Regions from separate parts of the Mus musculus genome. Here regions 1 and 3 are each linked to region 2. The links are chromatin loops, found by intact Hi-C in ENCODE. Cell type or tissue: heart. All regions are shown on one strand. Region 1 has its middle 32 kb from the start of Gm23902. Region 2 has its middle 62 kb from the start of Gm23056. Region 3 has its middle 17 kb from the start of Gm23902.

Evidence for each region. Hi-C counts contacts between places; a loop is a spot of excess contacts. Peaks named below come from ENCODE experiments on the same cell type or tissue, not always from the same donor. Only the 100,000 strongest peaks of a DNase experiment are listed, where the experiment ranks them.
Region 1: a loop joins it to region 2, with 3 times the contacts of the local background. A loop is called at or near these places in 4 of 42 quality-filtered maps.
Region 3: a loop joins it to region 2, with 3 times the contacts of the local background. A loop is called at or near these places in 2 of 42 quality-filtered maps.

Annotation. Positions count from the first base shown.
Region 1 is chr1:128,453,603-128,461,602 of GRCm38, forward strand. No RefSeq gene overlaps it. Among named protein-coding and RNA genes, the nearest start is that of Gm23902, 32 kb to the right of the region's middle. In heart, no CTCF peak of the experiment used is centred here; DNase peaks (open chromatin) are centred at 2,869 and 3,679; H3K4me3 peaks cover 421 bases; H3K27ac peaks cover 793 bases.
Region 2 is chr1:128,819,562-128,827,561 of GRCm38, forward strand. No RefSeq gene overlaps it. Among named protein-coding and RNA genes, the nearest start is that of Gm23056, 62 kb to the right of the region's middle. In heart, a CTCF peak has its summit at 4,863 (motif pointing left); a DNase peak (open chromatin) is centred at 4,860.
Region 3 is chr1:128,469,134-128,477,133 of GRCm38, forward strand. No RefSeq gene overlaps it. Among named protein-coding and RNA genes, the nearest start is that of Gm23902, 17 kb to the right of the region's middle. In heart, no CTCF peak of the experiment used is centred here; DNase peaks (open chromatin) are centred at 3,528 and 3,878; H3K4me3 peaks cover 1,035 bases.

The sequences.
Region 1 (8,000 bases), 370 kb before region 2:
AAGAGAAAGAAATGATGTTCTATGGCCTAGAGAAACATCTTCCTGAGTTTTTTTTTTTTTAGCTCAGTTTGTCATTTCTACTTAAGGTCAGCCTTCCCTCTCCTCCATGTCCTTCTCATCAGATAGTCTGTGCTCTTGTCAGACAGGCTCGCTTGCAGGTTGTGCCCTGAGCTAACCCCAAGTGTGTCCTTGCGCCCCTCCCTTTCCTCACGTTTCCTCATTGGGTCACCATTCCTCCACCTGTGATGTCTTCTTTCTTCACAGCCCATACTTGGTTTGTTTGTTTGTTTTTTAAATGTCTGGGTGTTTTTCCTGCATGTACGTCTGTGCACCACACGTGTGCCTGGAGTTCACAGAGGCCAGAAGAGGGCATCATCCCTGGAACCGGAGTTCCAAATGGTTGTGAGTTGCCATGTGCAGGCTGGGCATCAAATCCTGCTCTTCTGAAAGAGCAACTTGTGCTGTTTACTGCTGGGCCATCTCCCAGCCCCTTCAGTCCACCTTAAAGCCACTTAATATTTCTACAGTATTCCTTTCTTTCCTCAGCCCACTTCTGGGTCTGTCATAATTTGTCTTTTCTGGTTCTCTCATCTGTATTAGAACGACCTGAGTATATGTTTTATTTTCTCTATCAGATTTTGAACAGCCTAATAGTTTCCTAAACATGTCGAAGTGGAGTGATTGACTGAAAGGATAGACTGAATGGGACCCGATAGACTTGGTGCCAGATGCCAACATTCTCTGCAGATGTGGAATGACAGTGACAAATGCCAAGGCAGCTCTTTGACTTTTGTGTGGTCTAGGGTCTCAGGCTGAGAGTTCTCATATGATTGAGCATGGAATTGTGGGTAGACCAGGAAGACCAAGACTAGGAAAGAGTGGTGTGAGATCAGCATAGGTAGTAAAGCAGGCTACGGTTTCCAATCCTCCAGCCCTCTTGACCCCAACAGTTGGCAGAAGGAGAAAGATTAGATTTAAAAAAAATTGAAACAAAGACTTCAATGGCTCAGGCTGGTCTCAAGTTCTCATTGTAGCAGAGGGTGACCTTGAACTTCTGATCATCCTGCCTCTATTTCCTGAGGGCTGGAATTATTAGTATGTGCCACCATTCCTGGTTTACAAAGTGCTGAGAATAGAACTCAGAGCTTCACGCACATTAAATAAGTGATCTATCAACTCAGCTATATCCCCAGCCCCTTGACTTCTTATTAACATATAATCATATCTATAACTTATATGTAAACAATAGGTGCTGTTTTAAGGCAGCTCTATGGCACACACACATAACATCAGGGCATTAGGATTTCCATCTTGTTGATGTCTATATTTGCCTATGAATGTCTCCCTTCTACTCCATGGAACATATAATAGATTATTGTGATGGCAGCCACAGAGCAATAGAACACTTGAGCTCATTTCTTCTAGATCAATTGGAATTCTAATCAAGAAAGGGGCTTGATGGGGGCTGAGGACACAACTCAGTTGGCACTGTGCTTGCCAAGCATACCTGCGGCCTTGGGTTCAATCCCTAGCACCATGTAAACTAGGCCTGGTGGTGCGGGACGGTAATCCTAGAACATGGGAAATGAAGGCCGGAGGATGAGAGGTTCAGGGTCAATCTTGGCTGCATAGTGGGTTTGAGGCCAGCCTTGGTTACATGACTCTAACTCAAAAACAGCATGAAAACATAAAAATAAGGTGGGTGGGGGTAGGTGGGCAGGAGGAGGTAAACTTGGTGAAGCTCACTGAGAAAAGAGTAAGCAGTTGAGTGGAGCTTCAGGCTTTAAAAGGACTCAACAACATGTATTTCACACAGTGGACCTCAAAGACAAAATATCTACCTATACTGTGAGGAGATAAGAATTATCCAAACATTTTAAGGAGCCAAATCAAACCAAGAAGGCCTTCGAGATGGTCCAGTGGATAGAGGAGCTTGCCATGAAACCTGATGGTCTGAGTTCAATCTTAGAGATCCACCTGGTAGAGGAGAGAACCAACTCTTGCAGGTTGTCTGACTTTTACCCAAGTGCCATAGTGCATGTCCTTAGAGACAGACAGATGCACAGATATAATAGAATTTGTTTTTAATGAAAGCAAGCCTGTTCTTTTGTGTTTGTGTGTGGTGTGTATGTATGTGCACCTGTGTTTTCAGATGCATGGGCCAGTGTATGAGAATGCAGGGGCCAGAGCAGGACGTCTGGTGTCTTCCTCTCTTGCTCTTGCCCTTTAGGCTAGGCTGGTTAGCCAGTGAGCTTGTCTGGACTTCGCTTGTCTCCAGTCCTCTGCACTGGGGTTGTAGGCATGCTTGGCTATGACTGGCATTTACATTAGTCCCGGGGAATCAAACTCTTCACGTTCTTCATGCTTGCACAGCAAGTGTTCTTACTAAGCCATTTCCTCCAGCTTGAGAAAGATGTTTTCAGTGGAGAAAAAGCGATTAGGGCCGATTTAACAACACACATTGATTTATATGTTCCCTAAGTCACTATGCAGCAAACACTCCACTTGTGTTGATAGTACAGCTACCTTGACACCTTCAGTGACGTAGTTATAAAGCCAGACAGCTGAAGCAACTGTCCAAAATCGTCAAGCTCACGTCTTGCTAAGGCTTGTTTTGCCCCTATCTAGCACAACCTGTACCTCTGCATCTATACTTAGCAATGCACCTGCTAAGCTCCTTCATCCTTCAGGAAATGCCTCTACTTCCCGGAAAAAAAAAAAAAAAAAAAAAAAAAAAAAGATGCAACAAACTGCAACGCAAAATCCCAGCATAGCCAGCTAACTCCAGATTGAACTTTGGCTCCTATTCTAACAGACACCACGGTCAACTTCACAAATGACGTTCTCACACAAATATGGAGAGCACGTGCCATTTGGCTTCTGCTGTGTATATGACGCGTCTATTTGTGTTCTGAGATGGGTCTGTAAAGTGCCCGACAATCAAGCCTGAGGTCCTGGGTTCAGATCTCCAGGACCCTCATAAAGAGTCGAGTGTAGTGGTCGTGCTTGCCTGGAACCCCAGCACTGGGGAGGCAGAGACAGGTGGAATCTCACTGGCTTGTCTGTCCTGCTGACTCTGAGGACGAGAATAACCGTGGATGATACCCAGCGTCACTCTTGGCTTGCCACACCTGCTCAGGTGCACCTGTGTACACACACAGACATGTATGCCATACACAGGTATTCTTTTATGCATGCCTACTTTTTATTTTATTTTATTTTATTTTATTTTATTTTATTTTTTGGAAGTTCCTTACTACGCTAAGATTAAACCTCATTAAAGCGTTTGGAGGTAAACAACAACAAAAACTGCTTCTCACCAAAGCCTCCCTTTCCTTCTGCCAAGCAACAGTCACTTAACAGACCGGACCGGGAGTGAATAGGAAACGCTATACTCCAGATACTGTAATGAATAACCTCTGAGGGCCTGAACGCCTCTCTGTTCCCACAGACTGCTATCCAAAGAGCGCCGCTCCAACTCGGAAGGGAAGGATTTGCCCCGGCTTGGAAGGAAGTAGAATAAATAGAAACATAAGTGGCAAGGTCACCTTTAATATCATACGAACAGCTTCTCAACAAGCCTCACAATTGCTTTGTTTCTTCCTGCTCCTGTGCTATAAACAGGCAGAGTGCAGGCAAACTCTTAGAACACACACAGCGAGCAGAGGAAGCTCCCAGAGTCCCGAGGAAGGGGGAGGCGGCGGGCTCCCGGGACCACGAGGCATGCCAGGGTTAACAATTGTGTTAATGCTGCGGTGGCCAGAAGGGAAAACTGCTTGTTTTGAAAGGAAGGAGTTATATTGTCTTAAATTCCTGTGTATAAAATATAGGACAAACAAACTCCAGTGGGAATCTTCTATTGGGCTCTGTGGGATACTGTCTTCCCACTCGGCTTGTCTCTACTCCAGGTATCACACAGCGCTGATATGAAAGCGAGTCTTGAAAAGCCATCCTTAGGACCTGTTCAGTTGGGATGATAAACACCGGGTGGGCTCAGCACCGGGTTCCTCTGCAGAGGTCTTTCTCTCTTCACGGTCCTTCTTTCCTTCCTTTTGTTCTCTCTGTCTCTTCTTCTTTTCTTCCTCCCTGTCCCCCATTCCTTTCTGATTTTCACTCCTCCCTCTTTCTCTTTTGACAGACAGGCTCTCTAGCTAAGACTGGCCTCAAATTCAATATGCAGCAGAAGAAGACCTTGAATGTCCCTGCCTCTACTTCCCAAGCGGGAAGTTGAATTACAGACCCATACAACTTGCAGCTTGTTGGGTGCTGGAAATGGGACCAGGATCTAGTGCTTGTTAGATAACCATGCTCTCCTAACTGAGCTATAGCTCACCCCACCTCCACCTTTCTCTCTCCTTCTTTTGCTCATGTTCATTCCTCTTTTGTCTCCTATCTCTCTGCAGGCTGTCCTTTCCCTTTAAACGTCTCCTGGTTGAGGGGAAGCAAAGACTAGCTAGGTATGCAAAAGACCCCCAAACCATAAAATTATTGTTTTCATTGCTACTTCATAACTGTGGTGAATTGTAATGTAAATACTGATATGCAGGATATTTGATCTGTGACCCTCAATGGGGTTGAGACCCACAGGTTGAGAACCAACACTCTAAGAAGTCTGGATGCCAAACAGATATCCAGTAGGTCAGGGATTTCAGTGCTGTGGCTTTCAGGGATTCTTAGAGAATCCAGTATCTCTCTCATCTTGGAACACTGTAATGAAAACTGCACTTGCATTACTGTAAGAAGAAGAGGTGCAGAATTTGGACTGGGCTTTCAGTCCAAGAGAGATGACTTCGTACCTCTGGGATGCAGGCTATCAGGCATGTGTACTAGGCGACGTTGAACTGGATGCTGTGAATTGCTACTTGTCACTCCGTATCGTCTCTATGCTCAGCAAAGGCATTAGGTCCTCATTGTGTATTTGGTTCTATGTGCTGTGCTAGAGACTGAACCCAGGGCCTTAGACATGCCAGGAAATGCTCTACCATCAAGCTATAATCCCAGCTCCCTGAAACCTATTTATTTATTTATTTATTTATTTATTTATTTATTTACTTACTTACTTATTTATTTTTGTGACAGGGTCGAATGTATCCCAGGCTGGCCTCAACTTCTCTGTATAGCCAAGGATGACATTGTATCTTATTTATTTTACTGTTAATGTATGTGGGAGACGATCTTTCTACCTCATTAAGGTAGTCTCTCTCTCTCTCTCTCTCTCTCCTCTTTCTCTCTCAAGACTTGTTTATTTTTATTTCATGTGTATGAAGGTTTTGTCTGCATCTATGTATTTATATCATGTGAGGAGGCCAGAACTGGGCATTGGATCCCCTGGAACTGGAGTTACAGATCATTGTGAGCTGCTATGTGGGTACTAGAAACTGAACCCAGGTGCTCTGCAAGATCTGCAACTGGTCTTAACCTCTGAGCCATCCTTCCAGCCCCAGGGACTCTGTTTTTGTCACACTTTGTACTCCAGGATAGTTTGTCCTTCAACTTCTGGGTTAATCTACCCCTGCCTCTCACTATGGAATACAGGAATTGCACAGGTACACCACCACATTGGAATTTGTCCTTGAGTTCTTGATCCTCCTGTTTCTCCCTCCTAAACTCTGGAATTACAGATATGTGCCACCACCCCTGGTTTCTATGTGGTGCTCGGTATGGAAGCCAGGGCTTTGTGCATGCTGAGCCATTACTCTATCAACTAAGCTACATTAATTAGTTACTTACAATTGCAAAATGATACAGTCTCAGCACAACGTATGATGAATTGGAGTGAACGACAATGGAAACCACTAGACTGAGCCAGAGCTATTGAGTGGCCAGTTATTTTAATCTGCAGATAACATGTCATACATAACAAGAGATTCTTATCTCTGTCTGGAAAGTGTGTTAAATTAAGCAGACATTGTGGATTAGTCTAAAAGTTCTAACAGATGTGATGTACTGGAGTGCTGTGTTAGCATGGGTCTGAAAAGGGTAGGCATACTCCACCATGCTCCTGCACTAGAGGACATTACCCCCAACTGTGAGAAGGGTGTGGTGAGCGAAGAATGGGCTCTTGCCTTTGTTCTCTGGCTGCCTAGAAGAGCTTGGCTCATTTGCTATAGGGAACAATAAGGAGTCTCACAATGTATTGGACCTATGGTTGAGTGCACAGGAAAACACACACACACACACACACACACACACACACACACACACACACACACATACACACACACACACACAGAGTGTATACCCACTTCAGAGCTGAACATTTTCTTCACCTTAAAAAAAAAAAAGAAAGCATGGGTTGGGAGCTATGGAAACATTGCTTAGTTATTATAGTGTTTGCCCTGCAAGCAAAAGGACCAGGGTTTGCTCCCGAGAACCCACATAAAGATGCTGGGTGTGTTGACGTGTGCTTGTAACACCCAGGAGATGAGGATAGACAGATGCCTGGGGCTCACTGACCATCCAGCCTAACCTATTTGTCAAACTCCAGGTCAATGAGAGACCATCTCCAAAACATGGTCAGTGGCCATGCCTGAGGAATCAAATCCATGGTTGTCCTCTGGTGTCCACATGTAAGCAGGCATACATGCAATATGCAAGCAGCTAATACAGACAGAGAAATTTATCATCTAGTCCATATCATCCAGTCCAATATTGTGTTTCCTCTAGGGACAGCAGCACCTCATCCAAAGGCATCAACTACATGACTGCACTACCTGCCTTCTACTGGTGATGTGCCCTGGCTCCAACCCCCTTCCCCTTTCCTTTGTAGTTCTGTTTCTGAAAAGAATCTAACATCGCTGACTTCTTGGTCAAAAACCTGCCCCACGTCTATGCTATGTGATTGCATGAGCTCGATCCCCTGTTCATTAAGACTGCCCCATGAAACAGAATTGATGAGCGCTCAGGGGCCATTTGTAGCATTTGCGATCCACAGGCATCGGAGCTTGATGCATGACCCTCATCTCCTTGGCCTCCTGCGCAATGATGCTCATCTGTCTTAGTTAGAAAGTCAATTAATCTTGACCTTAGCCCCTGGGGTGTGGCTCTCCATTCTCTCACACACTCTCTCTCTTCTCAGAAGCACTTCTTGTTCGAGTCTGTGCTCCCCCAATTTCAATCACACCCAGCCATTTGTCTTCAAATTATACTGCTTTGATTTTATACAAAATCTATATTTCTAGCATTATATATTCCCAGGAAGTTCTTGTTCTGAGCTGTAATTTAATTATAAGGATCATTAAGGCGCTGAAGAGTGCTAACGGGCAGAAAGGGAGTTAACAGCACATAAGTTATTAGGAATTGCACATTGCTGTGCATTTCGACATCTCTCCTAGGATGTGGGCATTTTGTCGAAAGAGGGTTTGTTTTGAACAGTGACAGTGCAGAAGACGCTCTTCTTTCTGCTTTTATTTTTGTTGTTGCGGCATGCATTACAAACCATCAGTTATATTAGTTAGGCAATGGATTTAGCAAAACTATTGGCTGTGAGTGGCACATGCCTTTAATATCATACTTGGAAGGCAGAGACAGGTGGATTTCTGTGAGTTCAAGGTCAGCCTGGTCTACAAAAGGAGATCCAGGCCAGCTAGGACTGAATAGTGAGACCCTGCTTCGAAACAGAACCAAATAAAACTGTCAGAGAAAACTCATTGTATCAGGTGATTACTTTAGTCCAACCATGCACGTGCCTCTCTGTATTTCATTCATACTTTCTCTGGATGTGAATGTAATTAGTATTTTACAATGAAAGCAAAATTCCCAAGAATATCTTTTAAAAGGTGTGTGAAGTGTGTGTGTGTTGCTGGAGAGATGGCTCATTGGTTCAGAGCATGTATTGCTCTTGCAGAGGGCCTGAATTCAGTTCCCAACACCCATATTGGGTGACTAACAACCACCAAAACTGGAGCTTCAGGGTATCCAATGGCCTCTTCTAGACTTTAAAGGCACTGCACACACACAGTACACAGACATATGTAAAGGCAAAACACTCCCTTATAAAA
Region 2 (8,000 bases):
CAACTTAGAGGAGAAAAGGTTCATTTGTCTTATACTTCGAGCTTAGAGGCCATTGTTGTTAGGGGCATCCCAGTCAAATCAAGGCGTCAAGGCACAGGTTGTGGCAGAAGCTTGAAGCAGCTGGTCACAACACATCTGCAGTGAAGTGCAGAAAACAATGTGTGTACGCATGCTTAGTACTCGGCTAGCATCCTTTGCCCTTATACAGGCCGGGACCTAAGCCAAGGAATGAAAGGTACTGCCCACTTCCACGGTGGATCTCCCACGCCAATTAAGGCAATCAAGACAATCCCCAACAAACATGCCCACAGACTAGCCTGATCTAGACATACAGCAGGAGAGTCCCAGTACCTAGGTTATATCAAGCTGGCATTTAAAATTAACTATCACACCAATTCATACTTCTTAGCATTTATCACCCAGGAAGCTCCAGTGACTGCCCTGTTTAAAGTGCCCACTGGGAGAATTCCAAAGTTCAAACTAAGATCAATAAAATATTTGGTGTGGCTAAGCCATTAAGCTCCTCTCAAAGCAGGGACACTTTCTTGAAATGGACCTGCACTGTCATGGTAGTTAAAGAGAATAATCTTTGACAGAATTCCCTATTCATACTAGGTCAAAGTTAACCTTCCTTCACAAGCGGCTTTTTTCAAGAGACCTGAAAGATGCCAACATGCTTCTCACTCTGGCGATGGGTGTGAGCACCACTGGCTGGTCTGCATTCATGACAGATCTGCCATTTGAATGACACGGCTCCTCCATGAGACCTCCTGCATCTTTAAGTCCTGGGCTAGGTCTGTGTAGGGCTCTATGGGAAAGAAGTGGGTACATCCTGCAGGACAGCCAGGGGATGAAGGCAGAAGTGCTGAGAGATGGACGGAGGTCTGACTTTGTGGCAGGAGAGAAGGGCACGGAAAAGGAGCCATCAGGATTAAGATATGAAGATACGAAAGAAAACTGGAGGCCTCTCCCAGCAGGGCTATGTGTGATAAAACAGATCACACAGAAGTAGAGGTGGAGAGAGAGTCTGTGGACTCCAGTGGTTTGTTAAAAACCTGTAAAGGGTTAGAGAGTTAACTAAATTATTAAGAGCATGTACTGATCTTGCACTCACATTGGGTAGCTTATAACTGCTGCAGGGGAACAGATGCCCTCTTGTGGCCTTCTTGGGTACCTGCACTCATGTGCACATACCTACATACACACACACACACTGACATGTAATTAAAAGCAAAGTATCTAAACTACCTACAAAGTTCCAGAACTCAGGAGGCATGGGACTTTTGCTCCTCTGTCTTTCCAGCTCACTAGCCCTTACACTTGCTGAAGTGTCCTTTTTTTCTTTACTAAAAAACTGCTGGCGCTTCTAGCACTACTCATGTGCTCCTGGTCCAATTGGATGTTCTGAGAGACAGGAACCTGGAAACCTCAGCAGATGTACTCCACTGATCTACTCGGGTTCCAGCTTCACCATTATACCTCTGTTCCTTCTCTTGTCTGTATCCAACCTTGCTTCCAGACTGCTGTTCTCACTGACCTTCAGCAGTGTCATCATCAGACCCAGAAGCAATAGGCTGTACAAATTCTACCATCTCCCACTGCAGCATATAATCTACTCTGTAGTAAATGTTCTGTCATGCCGCTCACGGGACTTCTTGGGACTCTAAGACAAGACAACTTTGTGCCACCTGTACCTAGGAGCTGTTCTAATTTTGTAAAACTTCTCATGAAAATTAGGTGCCCAAATGACCATCCATTTATTTATTTATTTATTTATTTATTTATTTATTTATTTATTTATTTATTTATTGAGATTATAGCACAATCACAACCTTTCTCCTCTCTCCAAGTTCTCCCATATACCCTTCCTTGCTCTCTTTCAAATTCATGGCCTCTTTTTAAAATTAATTGTCTGTTACATGAATATATTTATATTCCTGTATATATAACCTGTGCATCTGTACAATGTTATCTGTGTGTATGTCTTTATGGATGACTGCTTGGTATTAGATGGCCAACTGGTGAGCTCTTCCCTGGTGAAGGCTATTTCTCCTGCTCCCAGCTTTTCTCCGTTGCCTGCAGTTCTTTGTGTAAGGTTGAGGCCTTGTGAGCTTTGCCCCAGAAGTCTCACCATGAGTCCATGAACATGACTGCTCAGACATGAGCCCAACAAGGACTACACAGATGGACATGGCAAATGAGCTGCTTTGAAGGATTTTATATTTATTTTTTATGTGAGTACTGTTAAAGGCCAGAAGAGGGCATCAGAGCCCCTGGAGTTGGGAAGTTGTGAGCTATGTGCCCGGAGGTGCTGGGTACCAAACTCTGGTCCTCTGGAAGTGCAGCAAGTACTCTTAACCACCCATCTCTCTAACATCAAATGCTTGTGTACTGATCTTTACCTTACAGGTAGAGAATCAAAGCCTCCATGTGGATTTGAGATGAGGTGAAATCTACTCTTTTTCCCAGTCCCACTCTAAACAAATGCTGGCCCTCTCCTTCAGTTCATAAGAACAAAAGCTTCCTACACTTCCATGGGTGTGAGCAGATGTTCAGTGTGGGTGTGAGTGCAGTCGAGGGCTCTTTGCGGTCCCCACCAGCTGCCTCTGGGCTCTGCTCCGATGGCCCCCAGTGCCTCGCAGGGACCATTAACTCCACCCAGAGCCTTTGATTCTTGCTTTCAAAGAGTTCTGGCAACTTGACCCTTTCCTCATATGTCTTTGTTTCTTTACCCGTTTCCTTTCTGTAGGACTTTGCCAGGGTGCTGGGATATATTTCAAGGCTTCTGAAGGGGTCTAACCGACTGGAGGAGAAATTGTGAGAAGAGACTCACATTTGTGTGTGTGTGTGTGTGTATCCTGCATGCCCCAAAGTATCTTGCACACTTCAGTAAACCAGTCTGCAAGATCTGGAGAAAGAGAAAATTCCATAGCCCATCAGAATAGGCTGACTGAATCTCCCCTCTCCCCCTGTGAGTCTCTTATATTCTGGGTAAGTCTCTCTCTGTCTCTCTTGTAGGCAGATCCTGGAAAAAAAATACATGGTTCTCTCCCTTCATGTTCCACAGGGCATTAGGAGCGGGAGAGAAAACGCTCTAGGATCTGAGGGGTCCCATTTTCAAAGTATTCACCTCCACACCAGTGGTCCACTGTCTAGGCAGGTGCTGGACTTGTAGATTTAACCTAACTTGGACTAATTTCTTTTCTTTTTTTTAAATGGTGTTTGAGGTCTTGGGTGATGGCTCCATTGGTAATGTGCTTGCCTTACAAGCATGAGAACACAAGTTCAATACTCAGAACCTGTGTTAAAATTAAAGCATGGTAGTGTATGCTTGTAAACTCAGTGCTAGGGAAGTGGAGACAGGAAGCTTCTTGGGGGTTCCCTTAGCCAGCTGGTCTACCCTATTTAGCAGGTTCCACAAGAGATCCTCAGGAACATTAAGGTGGGTGGCTTCTAAGAGATGACAGTGGAGGTTGTCCTTCGGCCTCCAGATTTATGTTTATTCATGTACAATGTGCCTACACATACATGGACACACACACGTACACAAGCCTACACATACATGAACATACACATGTACACAAGCCTACACATACATGAACACACACACGTACACAAGCACACCTTCGTATGGAACCCACACGGGCTTTTTTCTTGTTATTATGCCATCAATAATAGAGCATAAGAGTTATGCACACAGCGTACACAACCTATGGTGTGCGTATGTTAGAAACCAGCACAGCTTTCTCATGCCACTGCTACTTCATAAGATTTGCAGCAATAGGTTGGGGTGGTTTGGGTTTGGGGAAGAGCTCTTGGGTGATTCCAGTGATTAGTGGAGTCTGCAAACAGCAGATGTCGTCAACGAGATAAAGGAAAGGCCCATATAACATTCAGGGGTTCTGCAACATGGCCAGTGAAAATGAAAGCAATTATCCAGAGAATCCCAGCACCAAAAAACCTCCTACATTTTTATTGGGATTATGCCTAACTTTCTGAAGCCTCGGGACAGGAAGCCCAAGTGCGTCCACACGCAGCTCCCGTGAGAGACGGCTGAGGTGGCAGTTTGAGCAGAGGGGGTGGCAATTGTGCTTTCTGGATGGTTTTGCTCCCTGTGGCCGTCACCCACTCTGGACATGCTGACAGCTCCCTCATTTCATACATGCTTATAGCTCATTAGTTTTCCAGCCCACAAGCTGTGAGTCTCCACTTTGACATGGAAAACACTGCCTGTTATTTATAGTGTGCCATGTTTGGGCTGGCCATCAGAAAATATATATTGAAACAATTTTCCACTTGTTTAAGTTTCTCCTCTCCTGTGGATTTTAGTCCTCTTTCTTTCTCCTTCCCCATCCCTCTTTCTCTGACAGATTCTCAGTCTGCAGTCTGTGCTGGTGTCAAATGCACAGTCCCTCTGCCTTAGCCTCTTGAATGTGTCCCCATGCCTGGCTCGAAAACTTCAATACATCTTTTAATAATATCTCATTTCAGGTTACTATCACTTGCATTATAACAGCCAGATGTCTTATCCTCATGTTTTGGGGGTCCACAGATTTACTTTTCCGCTGCATTGTTTCCCATACGACCAGTTGGCTCCGTGCTTCCTAACTTAAGTGTGGGAACTTTGGTCCTGCCTTTAGAGACCAAAAGGAATGCTTGCAGCCCCGTTTTGGGTCATTGTTCTAGGCTCTGCATTTGCTAAATGAATTTGTTTAATGCCAAGTTTCCCGGGAGAGAAGCTAGCCTATTTTAGTCCATCAAATTCATCATCTGCTTTTTATTGTCCTTGTGGATATCAGTGGGTTTAGAGGCCAACGACCCAAGTTACTCGAACGTCAATTGAGGACTGCCATCTAGTGGCCGGGCAACCTCTGTAGCTAATGATGTCTGTGGAACAACCTGCCAGAAAGGATCCAATTCTACCTGCTCCCTCGGCAGAGTCTTCTGACAGGCTAGATGCACCTTCCATTTCTGCTCTCTGATTCTTCAAAGTAACTGCCACAATGCCAGGGTAGCGACCTCCCTATGCCTTGAAGGAGGAGAAGTCATTCTCGTTCTGGTTGTAGTTATTTTTGGACCCGCCTTTGGGCAATGGTTTGAGCCAAGTTTTGAGAGGTTTAAAGCAAAAGTTTTAATACTATGCAAGGTAAGACAGAGGCTTGCAGTGGGGGCGGAGTCTCACCTGCCCAGCACTGGTTTTCTTTGATCTTCCTTCCTTCCTTCCTTCCTTTCTTTCTTTCTTTCTTTCTTTCTTTCTTTCTTTCTTTCTTTCTTTCTTTCTTTCTTTTAAAAAACCCTTTTATTTGAAAGATTTGTTTTATTTTTAATTATGTATATGTGTGTGCATCTGCTTGAGTGTGTGCAGATGAGTGACAAAAGAGAATGTCAGGATCCCTGGAGCTGGAGCTACAGGTAGTTGTGAGCTGCCCTTTATGGGTGCTGGAATCTTGGGTCCTTTAAAACAGTGGCACACACATGCATGTGTACACACACACACACACACACACACACTCTTATCTCCGTTGTTGGGCTCTCCTTGGTCTGGAGATGACTCAGACAGGAGTGACTGGCCAGTAAGTCGCAGGCATCCCTCTGTTCCCACTTCCTCAGGGCTGGGAGTACAGATGCATGCCACTGTGTCTGACTTTTCTTTTCTTTTTAAAATGTTTCTGGGAATTAAATTCAGATCCTAAGAGTTAAGTCAAGCACTTTACTGACTGAGTCACCCCCAGTCCCTGGGTGTGGGCTTGCTAAGTGTGACTCCTGCACTAGCAGCATTGATATTGCCTGTGACTTGTTAAGAACTCGCAGCCTCTTGGTCCCGGCTGGATGGGAAACTCTTGGGAAGAAGCCCAGAAATCGGTCGGAGTCTTAGCTGCTCCAGATGAACACTCAGCTTACAGCACTGTGCTGGGGAAAGGAGTCGGCTCTGGGCCCCAGGGTCCGACTCTGGGCAAACGGGAAGTAGATGGTCTCCAGGGTGCATTTGGTTCTCCACAACCCTCCTTCCTCTTCAGGGCCCTTTCCCTGTGCTATTTACCCAACAAACAGCATACCTTTATTAGGCGGATGCTACAAGCAAGCCATTGCTTCCAGTCGTGTAGAGAAGGGAGATGCTCAGAGAAAGGGACAGAGGACTTAGCTGTCATGACTTTGTTTTGTATGTGTTTCCATATGTCCAGGAGCGTGTGGAGGCCAGATGTGGTGACACAAACCTTTAATCCCAGCACTTTGGGGACAGAAGAAAGGAGATCTGTGAGTTTAAGGCCAGCCTGGTTTACATAGTGAGTTCCAGGACAGCCAGGACTAAATAGGAGATCCTGTCTCAAAAAAAAAAAAAAAAATCCAAACTAATTTTTCAAAAAAAATCTTTTGGGGAGTTAGGGGAGGTGTCACGGTGTCCATGCGGAGGTCACAGGACAACTTGTGGGAGTCAGTTCTCTTCACCAGGTGGGTCCTGGGCTTGTCCTCAGTAGCTAGGCTAGGAAAGAAGAGCTTACACCTGCTGAGATCTCACCCGCCCTCTACCTTATTTTGGAGACAAAGTGTTTTACTGACTTGGTGAGACTGGCTGGCCAGGGGTTCCCAGTGTTGGCATTACAATGTGTGGTGCCAGGCCCAGCCTTTTCTGTGGGTGCTGGAGATCTGAACTCAGGACTTTATACTGTCATCCCCCTTTACCCCCCATCCCCGCTCTCCAACAGTTGCCTAGGGGATGCCTCTGCTGCTCCCAGGACTCTGTTTAAAGAGAAGATCAGCAGAAGTGGGGTTTGATGGAGAACGTAGTACAGGTTTTTGGGAGATGAGTGTGGCTTCAGAGCTGCTTGAAACCTTTATAGCCTCCTGCCTGCAGCACTCAGGAGACATGCTTTGTTTTTAATTTTGTTTTGTTTTTTGTTTTGTTTTTCTAAATTGAACTCTAGTCCATTATAAAAAGATTAAAACAACATGCTGCGATTTCACCACCCAAAGGTTAGGCAATTCAAAAGCCAAGAGTCGACGTGTGCTTATTGAAAGGCCTTGGGGAAAACTGTCAATAGTTCTGGAAAGTTTGGCTGCCCGTTCAAAGACCTGTTTCATGCTCTGCATCAACCTGCCTGGATCAATACGGCCCGTATGTCGGCCAGCACATTTGCCTCTTGTTTAATTTGCCATTTATAAGTTTGGTCGGTCCAATGTGTCTAAGCAATTACAATGCAGAGAATAAATAAGCACGGCGGCCAATCAAACTGGATTTGCGGCACAATTAGACATCAAGTGCCCACAGAGCCGGGCATAGCACTCCACTCGCAGATGAGAATACAAATGTTTGCTTGTACATCAAATGAAGTCTCTTCTCTCTCCTGAATATAAATGGCTCCTGGATCGATCTTCCAGGCAGGCCCATGTGAGAGAGAGAGAGAAAAAGGCCCTGCTTTGTAAGCCGGAAGTCTCGCAGAGAGATGGTGCAAGGCAGAGGTCCCTACTTTTCTTCCTGTTCCTGTGGCAAAGCACTCTGACTGAAAGCAATTTAGGGGAGGAAAAGGTTTATTTGGGTTCCATGTCACAGTCTATCATGAAGGGAAGGTCCAGGCAGGAACTCAAAGCGACTGGCTGTGTGAGGTCCACAGTCAAGAACAGCGAGAAGTGAATGGACCCTTGCTGCATGTCTCCTTGCGTGTCACCCAGCTAGCTTTCTCTAGAGTCTAGGGTCCCACTGTGAGCGACGAACAGTCAAGACAATCCCTCACAGATGTGTCTACAGACCAACCTGATCTACGTAGTTCGTCAACTGAGACTCTCTTCCCAGGTGACTCTAGGTTGTGACAAGTTAATTAGAACTGTCACAGCAGTCTTGCAGAGTACCAAAGACAACTGTCCCCACCAGATCCTTTGTATATTATTGCATCTCATTTGTTATCTGTAACTCTGGGTCAAAGCAGACATCTTCACAAGTAGCTGGGGAAACAAACAGTCTAAAGGGGCACGGATGCCTCCTGTATAAACTCAGCATCTGTGTT
Region 3 (8,000 bases), 350 kb before region 2:
CTTATAACGAGCTTCTGTCCATTGGAACTCTCTGCTCCTCTTGCCTCTCTTGTCTCACATCCTCCACATGGAGCAGTGGCCAAGAGCCTTTCCTCAGAGCCTCTTACATCATTTCTTCTCTTTCCCCAGCTGCTTGTCTTGAGGGCCCTGTTTCCCCACTGCCACCTCTGGTCTGTGGTTGAGGCTTGGGGTCCTCCCACAAGGGATCCCCCATAACACTGACATCATCTCGCCTTTTCTGAAAAGCAGAGTTGTTCTGTTTTGCTCCTCTAAGTTTGCTAGGCCACTGCCATCGCCACCCGTTGGCTTTTCTACAATCTCTTGGTCTAGGTTCTTTCAAACCTTGCATGATCAGTGGTTTTATGTTTTGCTTTTGTTTTCTCTTTTCTTTTGGATGGGGTCTCTTGTGCCTAGGAAGGCCTCTGGAAGATGATCTTGAACTCCTGATCCTCCTCCTTCCTCTTCCTTCTCCTCCTCCTCCTCCTCCTCCTCCTCCTCCTCCACCTCCTCCTCCTCCTCCTCCTCCTCCTCCTCCTCCTCCTCCTCCTCCTCCTCCTCCTCCTCTTTCTCCTTCTCCTCCTCTCAACTGGGATTACAGGTGTATACCACTATGTCCACTTTAGGCCTGTGCTAAAGATGGAGCCCAGGCTTTTGTGCATGCTACTAGTCAAGCACTCTACCAACTAAGCCACATGTCTAGTCCCCTGATATTCTTGATCACAGTTTTTTTTTTTCCATTTTATTCGCTCTATATACGGTTGCTAAGTCTCTCTTCCTAGGGTGTGGTCGTCTGTAGGCATATACTACCTGCCTGGGATTTGTACCTCAAATCCTCCAGGCCACTAATAAATACTTCATTTCTCTCTTTCACCTGTCTTACACATGTAAAAGCTGGATGAAGTCAGGTGTGACGGGCACACCTGTAATCCCAGCATTTGGGAGCTTGTGGAAGGAAGACGCAAGCTTGAGGCTAGTCTGAGCTACGCAGTGAGACACTGAAAATAAAACAAACAAAAACAAAACAAAGCAAAAAAAACAAAAAACCAAGGCAGATTGTTGTACGCCTTTAGTCCCAGACCTTGGGTGTCAGAGGCAGGTGAATCTTTGAGTTCGAGGCCAGCATGGCCTACAAAGTTCCAGGATAGCCAGGGCTATACTAACAGACCTTGTCTCTAAAAACAAAAATAGAAATGCAAATAAACAAAGAAAAAATAAAAAAAAAACCCAAAAGGTAGGGTGCTGGAGAGATGGCTCTATGGTTAAGAGCACTTGCCGCTTTTACAGAGGACCAGAGTTGTGTTCTAGTCAGCCCATTAGGAGGCTCACGAGTACCCATGAATCCAGCCCCAGATCATCTTCTGACCTCTATTGTCTGACACACAGCAATACTTACTTGGGCATATGCATACATACGTACATACATACACATACATACATACATACATACATACATACATACATACATATATACACATACACAGAGAGCAAGATAAATCTTTTCAAAAGGTTGAACACATATGTCTCTAAAATCATCTTTCAAAGCTCCACATAGGCAAAATGTCGAAACTAGTTGCGGCGGGGGTGGGGTGGGGTGGGGTGGGGTGGGGTGGGGGGGCGATGTTTTGAAAGTTTAGCAATTAGTGAGAAAAATTCTCAGCTATAAGTGATTTTATTTTCACCTAGTAGTTATCATTATTTAATGCATTCTGGCTTTATATTATTATTTTTAGCCAAATAGAAAATAGCTCTGTGGGAGGGAAAAGGCAATGCTTTGCTTCTCTTCAGCCCCACCCACCTGCCTCAGATGGGCTGTGATCCCTCCGTCATCCTGGCTCACTCTCAGCACTGGGTAGAGCCACTGCCAACGGTGGTGCATCTGGCACAGCATTGACAAATATTTGGATTTCATACCTAACTGGCTGATATGGCAGCTGCTGTTTGAAGTAGAACTGGTTAAAAAGTTAAATGGCTAGTGAGATCACTCTCTTGATAACATGTTTTCCTTGAAGCAAGCATGAGGACATGTGTTCAATCAAAAAAAAAAAAAAAAAAAAAAAAAAAAAAAAAGGAAGAAGAAGAAGCTGGGTGTAGGATCTAGAGCTTGCAATCCCAGCACTGGGGAGGCAGCAACAGGCAGATCCCTACGGCTTGATAGCCAGCCTGCCTAGTTTACGTGGTACACTCCACAGCAGTGAGAGACCCTGTCGGAAAAACAGGATGGATAACATCTGGGAAAGGACAGCTGAGGCTGTCCTCTGGTCTTCACATACATACATACATACATAAGCGTTTACCAGTACACACGTGCATACACACACACATGCATATGCACACATACACGCACGCGCGCACACACACACACACACTCTCTCTCAATTAAAACAGATAAAAGATAGTCCTCTGATTCAGGTTTGATTCCCTCTTGTGACCTACATTGCTTCCCTGTGACTAAAGTTTTAACAACATCTTGTGGGAAGATGGTGAGGATAACGAGAGAAACAGAGATGGCTGGCCGTTTCCCATTTACGGTATACCTGGATTTCTATACTGCCTGTAAGTGCTGAGACACCAGTGGTCAGCAGGCAGATGATGCTGTGTGATGAATCCACGTATTCCCCACTAATAATACGATAGAAAGAAATAGTGAGCTTAGTGTTATCTTCACACCCTTATCCCTCAGCAAATAAGGAGTATTAATTGAGTGATATAACAACACTTTTATCCACGCTGAAGAAAAACCTCACAGATTCTCGGTGTTCTTTCTTCAAAGGGAGGAGACCCTTTCCTGTTTTTATACTCAATGGTTTCTAACTATAATTTGCAATTTCGTTTCCCAGAATCCAAATCTGATCCTGAACACGGAGTCACAGAGCGGATGGTGATGGGTTAAATGCTTGAGGCTGGAGGACAGAGAAGCATCCAGAAACAGTCTTCTACACTGTGCTCTTGACGAGTTGGCTGACACCAAAGAAAACCTTTCAGTCCTCAATGAATTCCATGGCAACTATAGCCTTGGAAACTTGAGAGGCATGGGGGCAGGGAAAGAGACCCCGCTGGGATGAAGATAAGATGACTGAACCAGGCTGCCATTTGATGCTTCGTGCTTGGGTTGAGAGTGAAGGGCGCCGGCGGGGGAGGACTGACTGCCCACATCAGCCACAAGGATGATCTCATACCAGCCAAAAGGCTAGCCAGGGGCTTGGCAACCAGCTGGCGGATGAATCAGGAGAGAAGAAGGGACTCTGAGACAGCACCTTGGTATTGGGGTGAGCCTAGCCAGGAGTTCTGGTCCTTCCTGGTATAGAACGCATCTCTATCCACAAAAGCTTTGGTTCCAAATAATGCCCATGCGTGTATTGTAACGCAGGCGCGGTGACTACAGTGGCTCTGTAATAGCCTTTTGTGTGAACGACAACAATGGAGGGGGAGAAATCAGGACAGGGTTCCCAGGGCAGACTGGCGGGTGCGGTTGTGTTTCCAGGCAGGCTGCAAAGTGAGCGGAGGATCTGCTCGTTGCCAGGCAACCAGACGCTGCATGCTTGCTCTTGAGGAGCGCCCTGAATGACTTCGGGAAAGCCAGAATCCAGCGTTCACAGGACTGGCTGGGGCACCAGGAAACAAAGTCAGGGGCTGAGGCAGTGGATACGTGAGGTGAGGGATAGGTCTTGTATCCTTAAAGAGGAGGTCATTAGGAACTCCCTTCTTTAAATCCTCTGAGTCAGTGCCCTGCTTCGGGCCTGCGTGTAGACTGCTTGCAGAAGTTCTTCCTCCTCTTGAAGCTTCCAGCCCAGATGTTGCACTCAATTGTCTGCCTATTGTGTGAAACGCGTCAGCAGTCCGAAACAAACAACAAAAACAAACCCGCTTCAAGTGGCCAGCTGAAACTCATTTATGTAGGCCGGAATATTTTCCAAAGTAGGACTACCACGCACCTGGAGGCCTGCTTTACAAAAACAGCTGCTAAGGCAGTGTGGTTCTTGGCTCACATGGAGAAGGACTAGGGAAAACGGAAACTTCGGAATTGCGAGAGGAAAACACAGGGGAAACACTTAAATGTACAGACAGAGGCAAGATATTCTGAAAGGGACTCGGCGAGGGAAATAAGCTCAAGAACTAACAAATAGGATTGTATGAGATTTTAAGGCTTCTGTACAGCGGAGGAAATAGTTACCAGAGTGAAGAGGCTGTCTAGAGAATGAGAAAAAAAAACTTTGTGAATTACACATCCGACAGTGGATTAATAGCCAGCATTAAAAAAAAAAAAATCGCAAGAATTAAATGTCCCAACCTCCGATCTCCCATTCAGTACATGGGCTAACAAAATAGGCCACTGCCAAAAGAAGAAACACAAATGGCCAACCAAGACTTGGAAAAATGTGTATATGTCCTTAAGCCATGGGGAAATGCAAATGAAAACTATGTTGATATTTCATCTCAAGACAATCAAACTGGCTAGTATCAAGGAGACAAGGACAACAAACGCTGGTGAGGTTGTGGAAGGAGGAGCCCTGTTCACTGTCAGTGGGGCTGGAACTCACTCTCCTATGGAGTCAGCATGCAAGTTCTTCAACACCAAAACAGAACCACCACATGACCCGTCTGTACCATTCCTGGCAGATACCAAAGGACCCCCAGGCAGAGCACCACAGTGATACTGGCACAACCCTGTGTATTGCTACACTGTTCACGATAGGCAGGAGATAGAACCAGCCTAGATGTCCATGAACAGATTAATGAATAAATAAAATATGATATATATATGTATATATATATATGAGTTTTACGTGGCCATTAAAAAAAATGAAATAATGGCTTTTGCGGGAAAAATGAATGGAACTAGAAACCATCTTCAATGAAATAAGCCAGGCTCTCATACCCAGGACCTAAACTTAAAATTATATATCTATGTATGTGGATAGGTATGTGTGCTTATATATATGTATTTTCAAGTTGTAAAACTAGAAAGGGGATCAGGGGTTTTGGGGAGTATGGGGGAGTAGAGGATGGCAGGGTGTGGGGGTTGGGTGGTACTTATCTTAATCTCAGCACTCAGGAGCCCCAGGCAGGTGGATCTATAAGTTTGAGGTCAGCCTGGTCTATAGACAGTCAAGGCTACACGGAGAAACCTTGTCTTGGGGGAGCGGGGGACGGGGGGGACGGGGGGCGGGGAGGAGAGAAAGAAAGGAAGAAAGGAAGGAAGGCAGGCAGGAAGGAAGGAGATCATGACAGGGTAAGAAGAGATCTTAAAGGAGGTGGGAAACAGAGACAGGGATACTTGTAATAAAAAAAAGGGGGGGGGGCAGGGCTACCTAAGGAAAGGGACCTAGTAAGAGTGGAGGAGGGTTGCCGGGAGGGGGCTGGAAGGGAAGGAAGGCAGTTGGGGAGGGGAATGGATAAGAACAAAGTATAACAGCTCAACTGGATGAAGATTCCTGGGCAAAACCAAATTCTTTGTATGCTAACCAGAACTGTTAATAAAAAGTAAATGTAGATCCCTTTAGCTCCTTGGGTACTTTCTCTAGCTCCTCCATTGGGGGCCCTGTGATCCATCCAATAGCTGACTGTGAGCATCCACTTCTGTGTTTGCTAGGCCCCGGCATAGTCTCACTAGAGACAGCTATATCAGCGTCCTTTCAGCAAAATCTTGCTAGTGTATGCAATGGTGTCAGAGTTTGGAGGCTGATTATGGGATGGATCCCCGGGAATAACAATATGAACTAACCAGTACCACCCCCCCCCCCCCCGAGCTCGTGTCTCTAGCTGTATATGTATCAGAAGATGGCCTAGTTGGCCATCAGTGGAAAGAGAGGCCCATTGGTCGTGCAAACTTTATATGCCTCAGTACAGGGGAACACCAGGACCAAGAAGTGGGAGTGGGTGGGTGGGTGAATGGGTGGGGGAGGGTGTGGGGGACTTTTGGGATAGCATTGGAAATGTAAATGAAGAAAATACCTAATTAAAAAAAAAGAAGAAAAAAGTAAATGTAGCTAGAATCAGAAAGAGAGCATATATATAAAACACCTTTTAGGTGGGATGCTTGGGTCTGGATGTTAGACCCGGAAAGGAAGGGATTTGTGGGAAGGCATACCAGTCAGAGTTTGGTGTGATGTGAGTGTGTCACAGACACAGAGCAGTGTTTTCTCTTAGTATTGTTGACATATGGTCCCAAGACCTCCCAAAATGAAATAGCCTACTACTACCCCACCCCTTCCATTTTGGTAATTAAGCAATTAATATCACACAGTCTGGAAACAAAATAACATTCCAAGAACACAGAACTCTTTGACCCTGAGGGTTGGGTAGAAGAATTTTCTCAGTGTCTTTTGTTTTTGTTTTTAAATATGGAAATACCAGAACAAATAATCAAAACCATTTTATCCTAATAGGGAACTAGACAATTCTTGATCGGCTTATGTTTAACCACACACCCATATTTGTGGACACACACATACACTCCCTCTTCCTTTCCTGGTCTAACATCTTAGACCAAACAAGGCACATGGGAGGCTTTGCTTTTACAGACAGACATTGGTATTGCTTCCCTGAGCTTATTAGTTGTACAAACAGAGATGTTTCTTTATATTTGTCTAGAAGAACTATTGCATTTCAGGCAGGGCACTACAAATTATGAAAAAAAGATAGGGAGGGCAAGGGTGTGTAGCTTAGTTGGTAGAGTGCTTGCCTAATCCAACTTGAAACCCCAAGTTCCCTTATCACTTACAATCCCAACTCACGAGGTTGAGGCAGAAGAATCAGAAGTTCAAGGTCACCTTTAGTCAACTACACAGCAAGTTCTAGACCAGCCTGCGATAGGTGTGTCCTTGTCCTAAGAAGGAAAGAAAGAAGGAGAGCAAGGGAGAAGTTAGTTCTAGAAATCTGATATATGGCTGGGCAGTGGTGGCACATTCAGAAGGCAGAGGCAAATGGATCTCTGTGAGTTCAAGGCCAGCCTGGTCTACAAAGTGAGTTCCAAGACAGCCAAGGTTACACAGAGAAACCCTGTCTCTAAAAACAAACAGACAAACAAACAAACAAACAAACATATATGATATGGTATCTGCTTATAGCAACACTGTATTATACATTGATATGTATGTATGTATTTATGTATATATTTATTTATAGACAGAGTTTTACTGTGTAGCACAGGCTGATCTAAAATCGGCAACTGTCCTACCCCAGACTCCAGAGTCCTGGAATTACAGGTGTGCTCTGCCACACCTGCCTAACATAAATTAAGAGGACACGAGAAGAGTTCTCGGAAGGGGAAAAAAAAAAAACAACAACAAAGTGCTTGGACATGACGGGCAGTCTTTAGGTCGTTGTGGTGATGACGTTATAGATAGACTCTTCTGTGTTAGCTGCTTTTCTTGCACCCATGACTGAGATCTGACAACGAGCAACATAAGGACGGAAGGGTTTGTTTTGGCTTTCAGTCAGTATGAGGTATAGCCCATCAGAGAGGAGACCTAAGGGCAACGGGGTGTGTGCAGTTGGTCGCAGTGGCCTCCATAGTCTGGAAGCAGAGAGAGATGAAGGCTGGACTTTCTTCTCTTCAGTCAGCACTGGACCCTGGAACATGGAATGGGGCCATCCACCTCCAGGGATCATCTTCCCTCCTTAGTTAGACCTTTCTCGAAACACCTTCACAGCTATGCCCAGCAGTGTGTCTCCATAGTGACTCCAAATTCTATCAAGCTGAATATCAAGATTAACCATCGAAGTTTGTGTCCAAACTCACATTGTGTCCACATTCCTGTGTTCTTGAGCAAGGGACTCTCCTTTACATCACTCTGTTTCTTCTCCCTTTATGGTCTCTGTAAACCAAGCACCTGGGGTGAAGATGTGCTTCAAGTCAGAGGATGGTAACAGGTAAGGGCTTCTCAGGCTGCCCAGACCACTCTACTTTGGTATACAAGCATCTGGGTGATTGTGATTGGTAACTGAGGGAGGGTGTGAGGTGGGATAACCTTTGACACTTTCTTTCTTTCCAAGACAGG